Linked DNA regions of Homo sapiens: region 2 is linked to region 1. A link is a loop called in an ENCODE intact Hi-C map of the cell type or tissue named here. Cell type or tissue: heart right ventricle. All regions are shown on one strand. Links, peaks and the distances in the headings refer to the core of each region. The heading gives the core; the rest is flanking DNA.

Evidence for each region. A loop is a pair of places that touch in the nucleus more often than their neighbours do. Peaks named below come from ENCODE experiments on the same cell type or tissue, not always from the same donor. Only the 100,000 strongest peaks of a DNase experiment are listed, where the experiment ranks them.
Region 2: a loop joins it to region 1, with 2.1 times the contacts of the local background. A loop is called at or near these places in 3 of 110 quality-filtered maps.

The regions. Positions count from the first base shown.
Region 1 is chr1:11,622,578-11,627,218 of GRCh38, reverse strand. No RefSeq gene overlaps it. Among named protein-coding and RNA genes, the nearest start is that of LINC01647, 15 kb to the right of the region's middle. In heart right ventricle, for the core only: no CTCF peak of the experiment used is centred there; no DNase peak of the experiment used is centred there; H3K27me3 peaks cover 2,151 bases.
Region 2 is chr1:11,548,771-11,553,411 of GRCh38, reverse strand. No RefSeq gene overlaps it. Among named protein-coding and RNA genes, the nearest start is that of LINC01647, 58 kb to the left of the region's middle. In heart right ventricle, for the core only: no CTCF peak of the experiment used is centred there; a DNase peak (open chromatin) is centred at 2,551.

The DNA.
Region 1 (4,641 bases), core at 1,098-3,597:
TAAGGTGGCTCACATCTGTAACCCCAGCACTTTGGGAGGCTGAGGTGGGTAGATCACCTGAGGTCAGGAGTTCAAGACCAGCCTGACCAACATAGCGAAACCCTGTCTCTCTTAAAAATACAAAAATTAGCCGGGCGTGGTGGCGAATGCCTGTAATCCCAGCTACTCATGAGGCTGAGGCAGGAGAAATCGCTTGAACCCGGGGAGTGGAGGTTGCAGTGAGCCGAGATCGCTCCATTTCACTGTAGCCTGGGCGTAAAAGCGACACTCTGTCTCAAAAGAAAAAAAAAAATGCTTTCCATTGCAGAAAATTTAGAAAATACAGAACAATAGTAAGGCAAAATAAAAGACATCTTTTAGACAAGGAAGAACCATGTTGACTTTCCTCCTTTCTTGTGCTGGATTAGCTCCGCCCACCTAAGCCCAAGACTCTGCCTCCTCTGGTAATTATAAGTAGCATTAAAACTGCCTCCGGGACCAAGTTATTACTTCCAAGAATAATAGTCTATGTTACTACAAGAAACTAATTAACAGCATGCAATGAGGGGGAAAAATTCAATTAATTAGTGGCTTAATAAGTGCTCACAATGACTCTGGGCTTGGCTTGGGCGTTGGGATGGGAGGGATGGAGACCCCCAGAGGGCTAGGCATGGGGGGCTGCAGAGGTGGGGCAGAGCACAGGGCTTGGGAATGGGCGGGGTCCTGTAGGAACCTGAGAAGCCCAGAGAGCCTAGTCAAAGAGGAAAGAAACCTGTTTGTTTCTGTTTCTGTCTGTTTTTTGCAGACCTCGTCCTGAGCTGAAGCTCTCAGCCTTACTGGTAACACTGGGTGGGGAGGGGTCCTTGGTCTGGTGTTGTCCCAACATGGTGGTTTGGCAGGTGCAGGGAAGTGAGGAAAGACTTGCTTTTTTCTGTCCTGCAGGCTGGAGGTGGGAAGGGGAGGTGAGCACACGGGTGCCCTCTTCTCTGTCACAGCCCCCGCCCACCCCACCCCTTGGGCTCTTCCCAACTCTCAGCCAGAGTCTTGGAGTCAGCTCTGACATTGCTCCTCCCCAAGCCCACCTCCCACCTGGCAGAAACTCTTGGGGCTGCTCCCTGCTAAGCGGTTCCCCTGCTTCCCTTCCTCACCCTCACCCCCATCCCACCATCTCCTCCACCACATCCTGAAGGGGAGACTCCTGCAGTGATCTGCCTGGCGCCCACCCCTTCTCCTCCAGCCCGTCCACCACCCGACAGCCACTGGGGACTGACGCCAGCACCACTGGGGAATAGGACGAGGTCAGGCCCCTACTTTGAGCCACGAAGCCCCAGCTGGACTGGCACCAGCTCCTCTTCCAGGCTCTCTGTGGCCCCAACACCACATCTGCTTTGAGTTATTTGAATGAGACTAATGCGGAGTTGCCAAACACCGATGGCTCTCAGGGCTTGGGGCCTTCTATTGCACAGATCCCTTCCGAGGCCCTGAGAGGGGCCTTAGCCTCATGTCCACACGCTTATGTGTGTTTGTAAAATTTGCAGATGTAGATGATGTGAACTGCAGTCCATGAAGACCGACCATACTATTGTCTCTGTCCACTCAGACTTCCCGCCTCCGCAAAGTGATCAGATGAAACGGGATTGATCAGAATGCCTGCATTTGGAGGTGCGTTCGTTTCTGACAGCCTCTGTAACAAACAATCACAAATGCAGTGGCTTCGGCAACACAAATGGACTAATTCACGGCTCTGCAGGTCAGAAGTCCAAAGTGGGTCTCCCTGGGCCAAAATCAAGGTGCATTCCCTTTCGGAGGCTTTAAAAGGAAATTCACGTCCATGCATTTTCCAGCTTCCAGAGGCTGCCCGCATTCCTTGGTGTGTGGCCCCGACCCTCATCTATGTTGAACTGGGTCCTTCTCACACTGCTCTGTCTCTGATTCTCCCTCTTATCTCTTCCGCCTTTTTTTTTGTTTTGTTTTTTTGAGACAGAGTCTTGCTCTGTTGCTCAGGCTGGAGTGCAGTGGCAGGATCTCGGCTCACTGTATCCTCCACCTCCCAGGTTCAAGCAATTCTTACGCCTCAGCCTCCTGAGTAGCTGGGATTACAGGTGTGAGCCACCATGCCCAGCTAATTTTTGTATTTTTAGTAGAGATGAGGTTTTGCTATATTGGCCAGCCTCAAACTCCTGGCCTCAAGTGATCCGCCTGCCTTGGCCTCCCAAAGTGCTGGGATTACAGGCATCAGCCACCGCACCCAGCCACCCTCTTCCACTTTTAAGGATCCTATGATGACTTTGGGCCCACCTGGCTCATCCAGGATAATCTCCCTATTTTAAAGTCAGCTGATGAGCAGCTTCAACTCCCTTTGCCATGTAACCTAATATAGTCACAGGGGATTGGGGCATAGACAGTTTTGGGGGGCTATTATTCTGCCAGCCACAGTAAGGCACAAACCTGTCGCAGCTCTACAGACAATAAATGTGTGTGTGTGTGTGTGAGTGTGTGTTAAGACACATGTTTTGTGCATCCTACATAACAAAATACATTTATTATATATGTATGTATATATACACATATGTGTCTGTGTATATGAATGTATGTATATATATATTTTCTTTTTTTGAGACAGGATCTTGCTTTGTTGCCCAGGCTGGAGTGCAGTGGCACAGTCATGGCTCACTGCAGCCTTGATCTCTCATGCCCAAATGATCTTCCCACCTCAGCCTCCCAAGTATAATATTAATAGCTGGGATCACAGGAGTGTGCCATCACACCTGGCTAATTTGTATGTGTATATTTCACTCAGCCATGCTGGAGGAATTATCTATCTTCTCTCTAGAAAATGATATTACAAAATCTTGACAGTTAAAGGGGGAATCCAAAAAGAACATGCAGCCAAAAATGAAAGAAAAAAATATGTGTGTTGAGCAGTTAATGAAAATATATTTTAAAATGTATTTTAAATGTAATTTGTAACACTTTTTCCTTCTAAATAAGCATGAACTTTCATGCCTAATTTTACATTCTTTTAAAAAAGTCCAGTGGGGTGTGGTGTCTCATGCCTATAATCTCAGCACTTTGAGAGGCCGAGGCAAGAGGGTCGCTTGAGCTCAGGAGCTCAAGACCAGCCTGGACAATATAGTGAGACCCCAATCTACAAAAAATTTTTAAAAAATGTAGCCAGGTGTAGCAGTGCACGCTTGTAGTCCCAGCTACTCAGGAGGCTGAGGTGGGAGGATCTCTTGAGACTGGGAGGTCAAGGCTGCAGTGAGCCGTGATCGTGCCACTGCACTTCAGCCTGGGTAGAGTGAGACCTCGTCTCAAAAAACCCGCAAACCACAACCTAGGATCCTCTGCTGCTCCCACCCCAGGGCCTTTGCACATGCTCTCATCTGTGTTGAGAGTGCTCCATGTCTCCTCCATTCTCTTCTCTTAGCTTAACCCTCAGACTTCAGCTCAAGCTTTAGTGCTCCACAAAAATCTTCTCTCTGGTCGGACACAGTGGTTCGCGCCTATAATCCCAGTACTTTGGGAGGCCAAGGTGGGCAGATCACATGAGGTCAGGAGTTTGGGACCAGCCTGGTCAACATGGTGAAACCCTGTCTCTACCAAAAATACAAAAATGAGCTGGGCACCTGTAATCCCAGCTACTCGGGAGGCTGAGGCAGGAGAATCGCTTGAACCCGGGAGGCAGAGGTTGCAGTGAGTTGAGATTGCGCCACTGCACTCCAGCCTGGGGGACAAGAGCGAAACTATGTCTCAAAAAAAAAAAAGAAATCTTCTCCTTTCATGTTCCCCCTTCCCCACAGTTGGTCTCCTGGACCTCTGATTTGTGGCCCCTCTGCAGTGATAACTCATGATTCGTGAACTTGCCTGCTGCTGTGTCCCCTGTTGGAATGCCAGCCCCGTGACCTTGCCTGTCTTGCTGCTGTTTTCCCCACTGATTGACACAGAGTCCAGCACACAGTAGGAACTCAATAAATTACAGGCAAAATGAGAGGATGAGTACAAGGGTGGGTAAAAGGTGTTCTCAGGGTGGGAGGGGGGAGTACACCTGAATGCACGTACCCATCCCAGGTCTCACTGCTCGCATGTGCTAGAGCTGGGATTCAAACTCAGAACCTTCCCATGTCAAATGCGTCCCTTCCACCACCCTGTACATTTGAGGCCAATGGCCATTTAATGGATGCCCAAATGATGGATGGCAGAGGCGTGTGTCAGTAAATCCTAAGGCAGGAAGTTGGTGAAGGGCTAAGCTGGATTAAATGGTGGGGTGATAGGGAGCCACAGTGGGTTCTGGAGCACCACCGGTGGTCATGGCCTGTCCTTGGGTGAGTCTGCTCTGGAGAAGGGTCCCTGACCTGGCCCCAGTCAGCTGGGACCAGCAGCTGAAACTGCAGCCTGCCTGTCTGCACTGACCTGTCTTCCCATGGCCCCTCCGTTATGCCTACCAAAGCCAGTTGCTGTGGGCTGGCCATTTCCAGAGGGAGGCCAAGAAGGCGTTTATTGAATTTATGATTTTAATTTATTACAATTCTAATCCCATTATGGGTTCCTTTTTGTCTGCAGCCTGCACAGCAGTGGAGTTTAATTATGGCCAAGCAAGATTTCCCCTACTCAGGGGACCTTTCCTGCCAGTCCTGGTGGCCTCCTGATTGCTTCAGAGGT
Region 2 (4,641 bases), core at 1,367-3,866, 74 kb after region 1:
GGAGCTCACCCGCCCTCCATCACTGAGTCTCATGGGCTTGCCCACCATGCACTGATGGTCTCTTTGGGTCCTCTGGGTGGTCTGGGAAGTGATACCCTTGTTTTATTAATACTTTAATTATCATGTATATTGATGCTTTTGTTCACTGCATAACTGATTGTGTATGGTCTCCCTGTTGGCCTCCCATCAGTGTGAGCCCAGACTTCCCTGGCTGTGGTGAGGTTTGTTTCTTAGATGATAAGAGTGGATTAAGCACTCTGCCAGCCCTCCCTCACCAACTGGTAGCCCATGAGTTAAAAGGGCTTGAGAAGAACCAGCATAGAAGTGGCAATATATTCTATTTCTAGATGAGCCAGGTGGTTCCAAAGCTACCACTCATTAATTCTTTCAACAATAAATAACTAAACCATCGTATGTGACCCTACTCAATTTCTCTCACCATATCTCACATCGCATTACATCTGGTGTCATGAGAGACACCAGAGGAAAGGAGCATGGTTGACTTGGGAAAGTGCATCGTTAATTTTGGAGAAAAAATTGCTCCTGATGGGAGACAAGGAGAGGTTATCATCACCATAATCTCAGTGGAGCGTTGTAACAGCCTAAACTGGTCTCCCAGCGTCCCCTCCTGCCTCCCTAGTCTCTTCTCCACAGAGCAGTTCTATTAGTCAGGGTTCTCTAGAGAAACGGAACCAATAGGACATATATACACATATCTTTGATTTATGGATATATATATATATATATAAATTTATTATAAGGAATTTATCTGTGTGATTATGGAGGCTGACTGGTCCCAAGATTTACAGTTAGCAAGCTGGAGATCCAGGAGAGCTGATGGTGTAGTTCCAGTTCAAGTCCAAAGATCTGAGAGCCAGGACAGCCAATGGTATAGTTCCAACCTGAGGGCTGGTAGGCTCGACACCTAGGAGGAGCCATTTCAGTTCAAGTCCAAAAGCAAGAAAGAACTTATGTTCCAGCTGAAAGGCAATCAGGCGGGAGGAACTTCCTCCTATTTGTGGGGAGGGCAGCCTTTTGTTCTATTCAGAACTTCGATTGGATGGGATCCATCCACATTAAGGAGGGCCATCTACTGTACCCAGTCTACTGATTCAAATGTTAATCTCATTCAGAAGCATCCAGACTAAGGTTTGACCAGATGCTTCGGCACCCCATGGCCCAGTCAAAGCTTTTTAAACTGCTGTGATGGTTACTTTTGTTTTAAACATAAATCAAATCATATCACCCCCATGCTTAAGACCCAAACACCTTATATAACCTACAAGGACCCCTCCCACTTCTCCAACTTTATTTCCCTTCCATCTTCCCTTCATTCACTACATTCCATCCATACTGGCCTCCTTCCCATCTTTTTTTTTTTTTGAGACAGGGTCTTGCTGTCTTGCCCAGGCTGGAGTACAGTGGCACAATCACAGCTCACTGCAGCCTCAACCTCCCAGGCTCAAGCAACTCTCCCACGTTAGCCTTCTGAGTAGCTGGAACTGCAGGTGAGCACCACCACACCCAGCTAATTTTATTTTTTTGTGTGAGGAGACGGAGTCTCCCTATATTGCCCAGGGTGATCTCAATCTCCTGGGCTCAAACACTTCTCCCACCTCGACCTCCCAAAGTGCTGGGATTACAGGTTTGAGCCACCATGCCTGGCCCTTCCCATCTTCTGATGCCACATTTCTTTCCATCTCAGTGCTACTGCAGTTGCTGCCCCTTTTGCAGGATGCATTTCTGCTAGATCTTCACAAATCTGGCTCCTCCTCATTGTTCAAGTCAACTCAAACATCGCCTCCTCAGAGAGGCCTTCCCTTACCATCCTAGCTAAAGTAATTCTCACTCAGTCACCATAGAGCCCATCACTCTGCTAATTTTCTTCACAGCACCTAGAACAAACTGAAATTATCCTAGTTACGGATGTTTATTGTTCATGGTCTTCCCCTCCCACTAGAATGTAAACTCCATGAGAGCAGAGGATTTATTTGGCTCATTCTTATAATTCCAGCTCCTTCTGCAGAGTAGGTTTTAAGCAAATAGCAGTTGAATGAATTAGTTAATTGATGGTGGCACAGATTTTAAAGGAGAGATTATAAAATAGCTTCTCTTCACCCTCTTAGAGAGGAAAGACTTTTTGTGTCTATGTTTCAGAAAATAAGGTGGGTCCCAGGGGTTCTGTTCTTCTACCCATGTGCTGGGCTGACAACTCTAACTATGAGAAACCCCATTTACCTGGGCATTCCTTGAAGTGTGGGTCCTTTGGGAAGCACCTGGATTGGAAGAAGGAGGTGGCAGTAGAAGGGAGGTAAATGTTGGGTGTTTTCCAAACCAATCTTCTCATCACACATACATTTTTAATGCTGTCAAAATTGAATTTGTTATACAAAGCTGGAAGCAGTAGCGTTGTGTGTAAATAGCAAATCGTGGGAAGACCGCTGTCCTCAAGTACTTTTTTTTTTTATCAACCCAGTCTATTTCCATAGCCATTTAATGTGTGAGTCCCTGTCCCTGGTGCTGAAACAATTGAATCGGCCGGACGCCTGGGCTTCGGGAGGGGGACACCTCTGTCCGAGGTGCTGGAACTCCCTCCCCTTCACCTTCTCCTCGCTCTCATGGAGCTGCCCAGAAGTGCGTGGTCACTGCGTCCTGCCATTGCTGGGTCAAGCTGCAATGATAGCTGCTGGAAATCACAAGGCTGGACTATAATTCCATCCTCATTTGGAATCTCTTGAAACTCATCGAGGTGCTACTGCTACAGCCGTTCTGTTCTGCTCTAGGGAGAGGGGCTATGGGATTCTAAGCCCTTTTGGCAGCTCCATGGGGTGTGTCCAGCCTCAGGTGTTGTGAACCCATCAGTAATGCCATGAGAAAGGGCAGAAAGTCCACAGATCTCGGTTCACCATCTCCTCTTAGTATGACACCTGCCAGTTCAGCCTTAGATTGCCTAGTCTGCAGTGGTACCTCTGCAGGAGTCCATGTGTCCAATGGGCAGCTATGTTTCCATTTACCTCAAGATGGAAGGAAGGAATAAGCTCTGTAAATCTTGTGGCCCACAAGAAGTAAGTGACAGATAATGACTTAGATTTTGTAGTGACAGGGTGACCATTTAAAAATATTTGTTGGCTGGGCACGGTGGCTCACGCCTGTAATCCCAGCACTTTGGGAGGCTGAGGCAGGTGAATCAGCTGAGGCCAGGAGTTCAAGACCAGCCTGGCCAACATGGTGAAACCCTGTCTCTAGTAAAATTACAAAAATAGCCGGGCCTGGTGGTGCGCACCTGCAGTCCCAGCTACTCGGAAGGCTGAGGCAGGAGAATCCCTTGAACCCAGGAGGTGGAGGCTGCAGTGAGCTGAGATTGCCACTGCACTCCAGCCTGGGTAACAGAGTGAGACTCCCTCTCATAAAATTTTTTAAAAATTTTGAGATATAACATAAAGTACACAAATCTTAAGTGCACAGCTTAAAGAATTTGTGGGCCGGGCACGGTGGCTCACGCCTGTTATCCCAGCACTTTGGGAGGCCGAGGCGGGCGGATCACAAGGTCAGGAGATCGAGACCATCCTGGCTAACACGGTGAAACCCCATCTCCACTAAAAATACAAAAAATTAGCCGGGCGTGGTGGCAGGTGCCTGTGGTCCCAGCTACTCGGGAGGCTGAGGCAGGAGAATGGCGTGAACCCGGGAGGCGGAGCTTTCAGTGAGCCGAGATCGTGCCACTGCACTCCAGCCTTGGTGACAGAGCGAGACTCTGTCTCAAAAAAAAAAGAAAAGAATTTGTGTGTATGCATGTGTGCGTGTAACCACTATCCAGATATAAACACATAACATTTCCAGCATGCCTCCTGCCTTGTGCTACCTAACAGGAAGCATTTTCCACCAAAGATAACTACTTTTCTTATATCTGTCACCATAGATTAGTTTTTCCTGTTCTCAAACTTCATGTAAATGGGATTACTCCATATGCAGTCTTCTAAGTTTGACTTCTTTCATTCAACATTATGTCTTCAGATTCATCCATGCTGCTGTGTATCAGCAGTTCATTCTTTTTCCTCTGCTGTTTAATATTCTTTTGTGTGAATAAATCACATTTTATCTATCCATTCTACTGTTGATGAATATTTGGGTTATTCCCAGTTTGAGTCTATGATGAATGAATTTTGAACACTTTTGTGCGTGTCTCTTGATGAACAGAGCACTTGTTTTTGTTGAATACATACCCAGGAGTGAAATTGCTGGGTCGTGGCATATACCTATGTTTTCAAAGTGGTTGTATCAGTCTACAGCCATTGCTTGAAAAAAATTAATTTCTCCTTTCTGATTTTAACTTTTCTGTCTTCTCTTGATCAGTGGAGATGTTCTAGGGGGAGGCTCTGTTTCAATAGTTGTGGCCTTAGAGTTTTCTAGGTCACTCTATTGATCAATATTGATTAGATGACTATTCCCTACTAATCCCTCCCTGGAAACTATTCTCCTCTCACATCTTTCTTCTCTTTGGCTATTACCATGACTGACTCCTGTAATGGAATCTGAGTGAGATGGTGCAGAGTTTAGAATAAATCACCTGCTTTTCTTCTTCCACACCTCAGGCTAGAATGTGCCTGAGAGAAGACTCCAGCCAAGGAGAGCCAGGAGTGT